Regions from separate parts of the Homo sapiens genome. Here region 2 is linked to region 1. The links are chromatin loops, found by intact Hi-C in ENCODE. Cell type or tissue: PC-9. All regions are shown on one strand. Each heading gives the region's core, and the rest is flanking DNA. Links, peaks and the distances in the headings are about the cores only.

Region 1 (4,401 bases), core at 297-4,296:
ACAAAATGACATATGAGTTGGTGTTGGTTTCATTTCTCTCTCAGTAAAGTTGCCTTTTTAGTGGGGGTTTTTACTTCACAACATAGACCACAAATCCTAAGGGTAAGTGAGTATAAATCCCTTGGGTTGGCTTGCTTGGCTCTGCAAAATGTGTCCAAAATGTGTTGAGGGGTCCTGAGGGTGGGGAAGAACTTGATTGAGCAGAAAAATATCAAGCTTAGGTTTTTTGTTATTGTTATTTTCTGTATCCTCAAAGAAAATGTTAATGTGCTAGGATTCAGAGGACATTTTCCAGGTACACAAACCTAGTTGAACAATATCAGTAGTCTTATTGGGTCCTCTAGCAGTCACTTGGAAATAAGCTCAGCAGAAGTAAAAGTAAAAACTGTTCTATGCTGATAGTTGGAAAGACAGTACCTCAGCAGGGATTGGTCAAGCTGGGAATTCAGGGTTCAAGTAAGAAGAGTGGCTCTAAAAAATGTTAGATGATGCTGACGTGGTGGTGCATGCCTGTGGGGCTACTCCGAAGGCCGAGGCAGGAGGATCACCTGAGACCGGGAACTTGAGGCTGTAGTGCACCATGATCATGTCTGTGAATAGTCACTGCACTCCAGCCTGGGCAACATAGTAAGACCTCATCTCTAAAAAACAAGAAAGATATGATAGGTGAAAGATGACCCTAAACTTAAAAGGCAGTGAAAAAAATCATCACAGGTGTAAAAGTTAGCAATGCATGGAACAAGATTAGTACAATGTTTAGGTCTTGGGGTCTGGAATACCCAGGTTCAAATGCCATCTCTGTACTATCATTTCCTCATTTGAAATAATACCCATTTCATAGGGTTACTATGAGAATTAAATACGAGCTTATGTAATATATCTGACACATAGGAGAAGTTCAAATAACATTACTTCTCTCTTTCCTTATCTCTAACGGCCTAAATTTGGTTAATTATAATGCAAAAGGGAGGGCAAGTTTTGAGCTGAAGCTGCAGTGGAAAGGGATCATCAAGACAGCTGTCCTTGAGTGTCCCTCCTGCAGTACTGTCTCTCATTGGCTGCTTGCCCATCAGAGGCACACTGATCACTCTAAATATCCTGGTAGAGAGTGGGGAAAAACTTGGCCCTGGACATCTTCCTGCAGATTTAGGGAGACAGAAGAAAGAAAAAAGCACAGAATATGCTGAGTTCAGATTTGTGATTCTAATGTTAATTAATGCTTGCCTTCAAATGGGCTTAGTTCTTTTATTCAACAAGTATTTACTTAGCATCCTACTATGTGCTTTCTATGTGCTGGCAAAATTTATGGGAACAACCAGCTCGAAGTCCCCTCCTGCCTCATTCCTGACTCTGTTGGGTATCATAGGATGAACATTAGACAAAGACATACGCCTTCTGTGTTTCTCTGTGAATCCAGAGCCTTAAAAGCTCTGGCATTGTCTAAGACCCACTTATCTCTAAGTGCTTTGGTTTGTACTGGTTCTTTATCTTTCTAAGCTAGAAAGCCATGGTCTCACATGAAACCACAAGCCCTGATAACAGGTGTCTCCTGTGGTAGGCAGAATTCTAAAATGGCCCCCAAGATTCCCGGCCCTGCTGTACACACACCCTCTCCCAGGTATTTAGCCATACGTTATCTAGATACTGCTGTGGAAGGATTTTGCAGATGTAGTTAAGGTCCCAAATCAGTTGACCATAAAGCAGTGACATTATCTGAGTGGATCTGACCTAATGACATAACCCCTTTAAATCTGGGTCTAGAGGTCAGAGACGGGAAGTCAGAGACGAAGCAGGAGAAGGATTTGCTGGCTTGAAGATGGAGGCAGCTACGTAGCAAGGAATTTTTTTAGCTGAGAGTGGCCCTTGTTTGCCAGCCAGAGAGGAAATGGGGACCTCAATTCTACAGCTACAAGGAGCTGAATTTTGCCAGGAAGAATGAGGTTGGAAGCAGAACTTTTTTAGAGCCTCCAGATGAGAACTCAATCTGGTTGCCACTGTTATTTCAGCCTTGTGATTCCCTGAGCAGAAAACTCAACCATGCCATACCAGACTTCTGACCTAAAGAGTTGTGAACTGATAAATGAGTGATGGTTTAAGCTGCTAAATTTCTGGTGATTTGTTATGCACCGATAAAAAACTAATACATCTTGTTTACATCTTGCCTGTTCCACATTTGTTTCCTCCGAGATCAGATGGAAACATGATCCCCTTTTTCTGTTTTCAAATCTTATGTCTCTTTCTGGTACATCGGCTAAGCTCTTCTTTCTGTTGGAGAAAAATGTTCTATATTCATTTGCCAAAAGAGATGATTGCAATCTTCTGAATCTGGTGAATGCCTGAGGCTCTCTCACCAGTTTACCAGCTCTGTCCACTTCTTTGGGCTCTCTTTGGTGACTAATCACTCAAGCATCCTCCTTCCCAACCCCTATGGGAATTCTCTGCCAGATTACTATGATTATAGTTTTATAATCCTAAAAAAAAAGACCTGAAAATGTACAGAGTGACAAACATAATTCACCCCAAGGGAAGAGAAGAACCTCTCTCACACAGCAGGAAGACTCAGTTTTTCCTGTCCAGTCACTTGCCACAATGTCTTGAACTGAAAACCACAATTACTTTTGCACCAACCTAAAATGTATATATAATTTTTTTTCTTTTTTTCTTAGACACAGGGTCTCACTCTGTTGCCCAGGCTGGAGTGCAGTGGTGATCATAACTCAGTGCAGCCTCAAACTCCTGAACTGCTCATATATTTAAGAAACACTTCGTGGCAGAAGATTATGATACTCTTGCTTATTTATTGGCTTAAGGATTAAGGATCCCCAAAGTCTCAGACTTCAGTAAGTAAGCCTATGTCCTACATGATGTCTGTAAACTCCACTCCCTCTTAGACTTACATCCTAGAACAAAGACATAGGGGGCTTCTTCAACTGTGGCCATACATTTTTGTCCCAGACCCAGCTTCATTGTGTTAAAAGTCTTGGTGTTATGTGAAGAGTGTCTTTATCCATCCTTCCGTCATTCAGTGTAGAGTTCTAGGATTTTTGAAATAGGATAGATTCATTCTGACCTGCCTGAATTGAAAGTCATATTAAAATGTGGGCAGGGAATCGGGAAGGGAAATGTGGAGAAAAGGAATGTGTGTGTAGTCATATTCACAAAAATACCTTGATAAAGAGCCAATACCAGCACAAAGAACATCAGCATATATGTTTTTAAGACTGACAGCCACTGGGCGTGGTGATTCACATTTATAATCCCATCACTCTGGGAGGCTGAGGTGGGTGGATTGCTTGAGCCCAGGAGTTTGAGACCAACCAGGGCAACATAGGGAGACCCCGTTTCTACAAATCATTAAAAAAATTAGGCAGGTCTGGTGACACATGACTGTAGTCCCAGCTACTCTAGAGGCTGAGGCTTAAGCCTGAGAGGTTGAGGATTCAGTGACCTATGGTAGTGCCACTGCACTCCAGCCTGGGTGACAGAGTGAGACTCTGTCTCAAAAAAAGAAAAAAAAAAAGAAAGAAAAAAGACTGACAGTCATGTAAGATCACATTTACATATAAAATGCATATATGTAACATTTCTTATATGAAGATGAATAGTAAAGGAATTAAATCAATTTAATTTCTACTAGTATAGAATTAAATGTCTACTATAAAGTTATCACTAAGCTGAGCTCTTAGGGAGACACTGAACCCAAGGAATTTATAGGCTCCGTCTATCTTTTTTCTATTCCATGTGGTGTGAGAGAAGTCAGTTACCAAGATCTATTGACCATCTATCCACTCTTTTCTGAACCAAAGGCATACTCTAAAAGCTTGCAGTGACTGGATGAGTCAAATTCTGTCACTTCCTCTTTACAAGTTGTTTTGTAATGATTAAACCAGTGATACATTGTATCATACATTGATTGAGGAGGCATTTAATACTTAAAGTGAGAACTGTTGCAAGTTATCAAAGGAACTGTGGGTGTTCTGTATATTCTCTGTATATCTTCATAGAGACTGCCGAGAATGGGGCTTGAGACTAAAGTTTTAAACAACTCATTCATGAATGTCCATCTACCTAAACTTCTGTACACAATATATGACAACTTGCAAGACCTGGAAACCAGATGTTTTTAAAATTGTTTTCTTCAGTGTTTTATTGTAAAAAGTCTCATCTATTCTACCTAGCCACATAATTCCAGGTGGTGTTCTAGGGTTCAGGGTAGAGTACGTGGCAGTAATGTAGTCACAAGATTATGTAGTCCTGTTTAATGGGGCAGAAACCCACATCTGCAAGATCTTTATTCTCTCAGATTGCTGAGACAAAGAACTGGATACGGGGCTTTACACAGTGTCATGCAGTGCGTGGGCATGCCTTCTATGTCACATTAATTGTATTTATAAATTTACT
Region 2 (4,401 bases), core at 129-4,128, 50 kb after region 1:
ACTAAATATAGAATCATTTAAGAAATCTGTCCATAATTATTTCCAGTGAATCCACAATTAATAATAACATCAGCCAGTGATATACCAACTTACACAGGGAGCATGTCACATTCTGAACTCTTTGTCAATCCTAATTTACATTCCAGTGAAAATGTGGTAGATGGTGTGTAAGTATGCATATTATAATCCCTTTAGCTCAGAGGTTCTTAACCCTTGCTGTGTCATGAGCCCCTTTGGTATCTTGTGATTCTGCTTATGGATCCCTTCTCAAAATAATGTTACAAGTGTGTTAAATAAAATCCAAAAAGCAATTACATTGAAATACAGTTATCAAAATATGTTTAAAATACAATTGTGGTATAGTAACATATATGCTTCCTTATTATTTTTTGTTTGTTTGTTTGTTTGTCTGTTTTGAGATGGAGTCTTGCTCTTCACCTGGGCTGGAGTGCAGTGGTGCGATCTCAGCTCACTGCAACCTTCACCTCCCTGGTTCAAGCGATTCTCCTGCCTCAGCCTCCTGAGTAGCTGGGATTACAGGCATGCACCACCACCCTGGGCTAATTTTTGTGTTTTTAGTAGAGACGGGGTTTCACCATGTTGGTCAGGCTGGTCTCGAACTCCTGACCTTTTGATCCACCTGCCTCGGCCTCCCAAATTGCTGGGATTACAGGTGTGAGCCACCGCACCCAGCCTATGCTTCCTTATTAATGCCATAAAATAATAAGATCTAGTTGTAGCTCTAATAATGATTATAATTTTTCATTAAGAATGAGCTACTAAATATCATTTCCAAACAAACAATGACAAAAATTATAATGTTAGATGAAAATATTACTGTTCATAGCCTACACTTGTAATATAAGGAAATGCTAAATTTGGTTAGTTTAGTAAAAATAAGAATATTTTTTCCTTGCAAGTTCATGGACCCCCTGAATTCTTTCTATGAATCCTAAGAACCTCTGCCTTCCTTCTGTTAATTTTTAATGAAAATTTAGATTTTAGTCACAAAAACCAAGTTATGCAAAAATAGATTATGAAGGAATATGGGAGAAAAGAAATGAAGTTCCAGTTTTCTCGTGGAATTGGTTGAAAGGCTTTATTCAACATTAAGATATATACACTGTGCATTTTTTTTACTTTCCATTACTTCCTGCTGGAATTAGCATTGTCCTCTTCAATGAGTCACTAATGAACAGCCTGACAAGTATGACTTAATCATACAGCACTTTTAGTCTATGAAACCTACTTAGAATGTTAGCACAAAGTAGAAATACAATGATTAAAGGAGAAACTTATATACTATAATGAAATCTTAGCTCAGAAGAACCTAATTTGCAGCAAGCTTAGGACCTTTAAAATCAGAAGTCCTTTGGGTCTTGTCTTAGCAACTTACTTGTTAAAGGCTCTGGGTGGGGAGGTGGTTGTGAGGCGATATAAGAAAATGAAAAGAAGGAATAAATAAAGTCATGGTTTCACAATGTGAAGTTCAAAAAGGCTATATACCATCACAGGTGTTCAGTACATATACCAAACCTCATATTTACAAGTTGCTAACTGGAATTGCATGATTAGATTGAGTAATCACACGTGTCGGTAAAAAGCTGTAATTACCTAAGAAAAGCATAGCATTTTTGTCTGTGCAGGGCTCACCTATTTCGTATGTCTTTAAAACTTTGACCAATTATAAATCTTTTAGCAAGGTAGAGAGTAAAATCCTATATTTTCTGTGGATGTTGACACATGTAAGTTCCTGATCATTATTTATTAAACAATTAGCTTTAACATGTAAGATGGAATGGGAAAAACATTTAAACCTAATGTGAATTGCCTAGGTATGAGAAGCCTTAGAACTTTGTTAGAAATTTCTGTTTTCCATTTCTCAAATACTGTGACCATAACTCATAGTTTATTTATAAATAGAAAGTGACACTTCATAATACCTGGCAGCTTTCAAAACTAGATTATATCTGTCTTTGCCTGAAGGGCTCCAGTAACACTATTGTACAATATTTTCTTCTGACCATCTGGCAGTTCTTAGGAACCAACCTCTGTCAACATTTTATAGCTACTGCACTGGTTACAGCTAATCCTTTCAATGAATGAGCTGGAAAAAATGTAGATACATCAATATCGTTTTCCTTTAGAGCCCATTTAATACATGCCCTGTTATTATTTTGTTTGATAGGGCCATTATCTTCTGTGAGAATGAAAAGTAATTTGTCAGAAGCATTTTTTTAAATTTAAAGATCAATCTATGTAAATTTTTCTTAAATAAAAGAAACCACAGCTTTTTAAAAAAAGAACCTCAAACATAATCATTAAGAGTCTCAGAAATGGGAACTTAGGGCTTAGATTCCACAAACATTTTTAGCTATTATTTTCTAATCTGGGTTCTAACATGTTTAGTCTAATAACCAAGCCTGGATTGGGCTATTTCTGAGAGGATTTTATGTTAACAGTGGAGTTGACACCTTGGCAAGGTTTAAAAAAAAAAAAAAAGTGTATGTTTCTCTTGTTGTTTGCTTTAAGAAACTAGGAAGCAATTCATTCCAATGTGGGAATTTTTATGAATTTTTCTTCAAAACGATTTGGTACTCTATGGACTTTGAATAACTAATGATTTTAAAGTACTTTATTTTGCAGTTTATGAATAAAAGTTGTGGAAACTTTCCAATGTTCTCATTCTAACCTATCTTTACTTCATAAAAACCCATGTTGGTTGAATAATTTTCTTAGAAAGGCTGTTAGTTATTTCTGTATTCTGAAATTTACATTTATCATTGAATTGAAATGGGAAAAGATATTGATCTTTTTTTCAGATTCAGAGTTTAAAACTCTGCTCATAATAACAGATGATAAAAGAGATTCTCCTCAGCTTCACCATTCCATTACATACCACCACTATCATGAGACCAAGATTTTTTTTTTTATTTTTGATTTTTGTGACAGAGTGTCGCTCTGTTGCCCAGTCTGGAGTCCAGTGGCACCATCATAGCTCACTACACCCTCAAACTCCTGGGCTCAGGTGATCCTCCCACCTCAGCCTTCCGAGTAGCTGGGACTACAGGTGCACACCAGCACACCCAGCTAATTTTTGTATTTTTGGTAGAGAGACAGGGTTTTGCCATGTTGCTAAGGCTGGTTTCAAACTCCTGGGCTCAAGCCATCCTTCGACCTCAGCCTCCCAAGCACTGGGATTACAGATGTAAGCCATGGTGCCTGGCCAAGATCAAGTTTTTGACAGAAACCTTTTCTCTGTAAATGTTTTGCACTTTCATATTTAGGTACCTCAACTTGGGCAAGGTTGTTCAGTTAACATATACAGATACAGACACACACGCATATGTGTCTGTGCACACAAACTGTTCCTAGGTTGTTAGATGAAATTGGTTTGTTATTCCTATAGTTTTTTGGTATCAAAATTAATGTTTAAAATTTCTTTAGAGAGTTTTATGGTGACTTTTAGAAAATGTTTTCCCTTTCTTTTCTATCAGATGGAGATTAAAACTACTACAATTATAGTACAATGTTGAGTAGACTCGGGAATTTATGTAAGATGTGGCTAACAATTTTGATAACTGTACATTAGAGTGTGTCAAGACAATGAGGCTTCTTTGATATTGTCTTTTCTTCTTCTAATTACCAGGTTTCTGTCATATCCTAAATTTAGGGAGGGAATAATATTCATCTCCAAATTAAGTATAACATCTAGCTATATTTTGATACTTTTTAGTTGATACATATAATATAACCAATATCAGTTAAAAAGTACCAAAATATAGCCAGATGTTTTACTTAATATATATAAAGGTATGCCATTACTCTTTTAGAAAAAGTCATATGGTGGCTCACGCCTGTAATCCCAGCACTTTGGGAGGCCAAGATGGGCAGATCACCTGAGGTGAGGAGTTTGAGACCAGCCTGACCAACATGGAGAAACCCCATCTCTACTAAAAATACAAAATTAGCCAGGCATGGTGGTACATGCCTCTAATTCCAGCTACTCGGGAGGCTGAGGCAGGAGAATTGCTTGAACCCTGGAGGCGGAGGTTGCGGTGAGCCAAGATTGCGCCATTGCACTCCAGCCTGGGCAACAAGAGTGAAACTCTGTCTCAAAAAAATAATGATAATTAATAAATAAATAATAAATAACAAAATTTTAAAAAATCATAAAATTGGAAGAAACCTAAAGAGGTCGCTAGTATAATTTATTTTCTTGGAGATACTATGTTTCTGGTAAGAGGAAAGCTATAGCCTCTGTTCTCACATGTAGTGACTTTTGTTATCAAATAATTCCATATAGGTAAATAAACTCTTTCTTACTATTCTCTAAATTCCATTCATTATTTTATTTTTTTCTTGCTCTAAGACATTGAATACCTTTGTTTTTTTAAGTTA

Evidence for each region. Hi-C counts contacts between places; a loop is a spot of excess contacts. Peaks named below come from ENCODE experiments on the same cell type or tissue, not always from the same donor. Only the 100,000 strongest peaks of a DNase experiment are listed, where the experiment ranks them.
Region 2: a loop joins it to region 1, with 4 times the contacts of the local background. A loop is called at or near these places in 1 of 110 quality-filtered maps.

Annotation. Positions count from the first base shown.
Region 1 is chr2:44,546,889-44,551,289 of GRCh38, forward strand. The region is part of intron 3 of CAMKMT (calmodulin-lysine N-methyltransferase); the gene reads left to right. Among named protein-coding and RNA genes, the nearest start is that of CAMKMT, 190 kb to the left of the region's middle. In PC-9, for the core only: no CTCF peak of the experiment used is centred there; DNase peaks (open chromatin) are centred at 2,433 and 3,843; H3K4me3 peaks cover 1,004 bases; H3K27ac peaks cover 3,125 bases.
Region 2 is chr2:44,597,340-44,601,740 of GRCh38, forward strand. All of the region lies in intron 3 of CAMKMT (calmodulin-lysine N-methyltransferase), which reads left to right. Among named protein-coding and RNA genes, the nearest start is that of CAMKMT, 240 kb to the left of the region's middle. In PC-9, for the core only: no CTCF peak of the experiment used is centred there; DNase peaks (open chromatin) are centred at 1,212, 1,592 and 2,012; H3K4me3 peaks cover 1,071 bases; H3K27ac peaks cover 1,982 bases.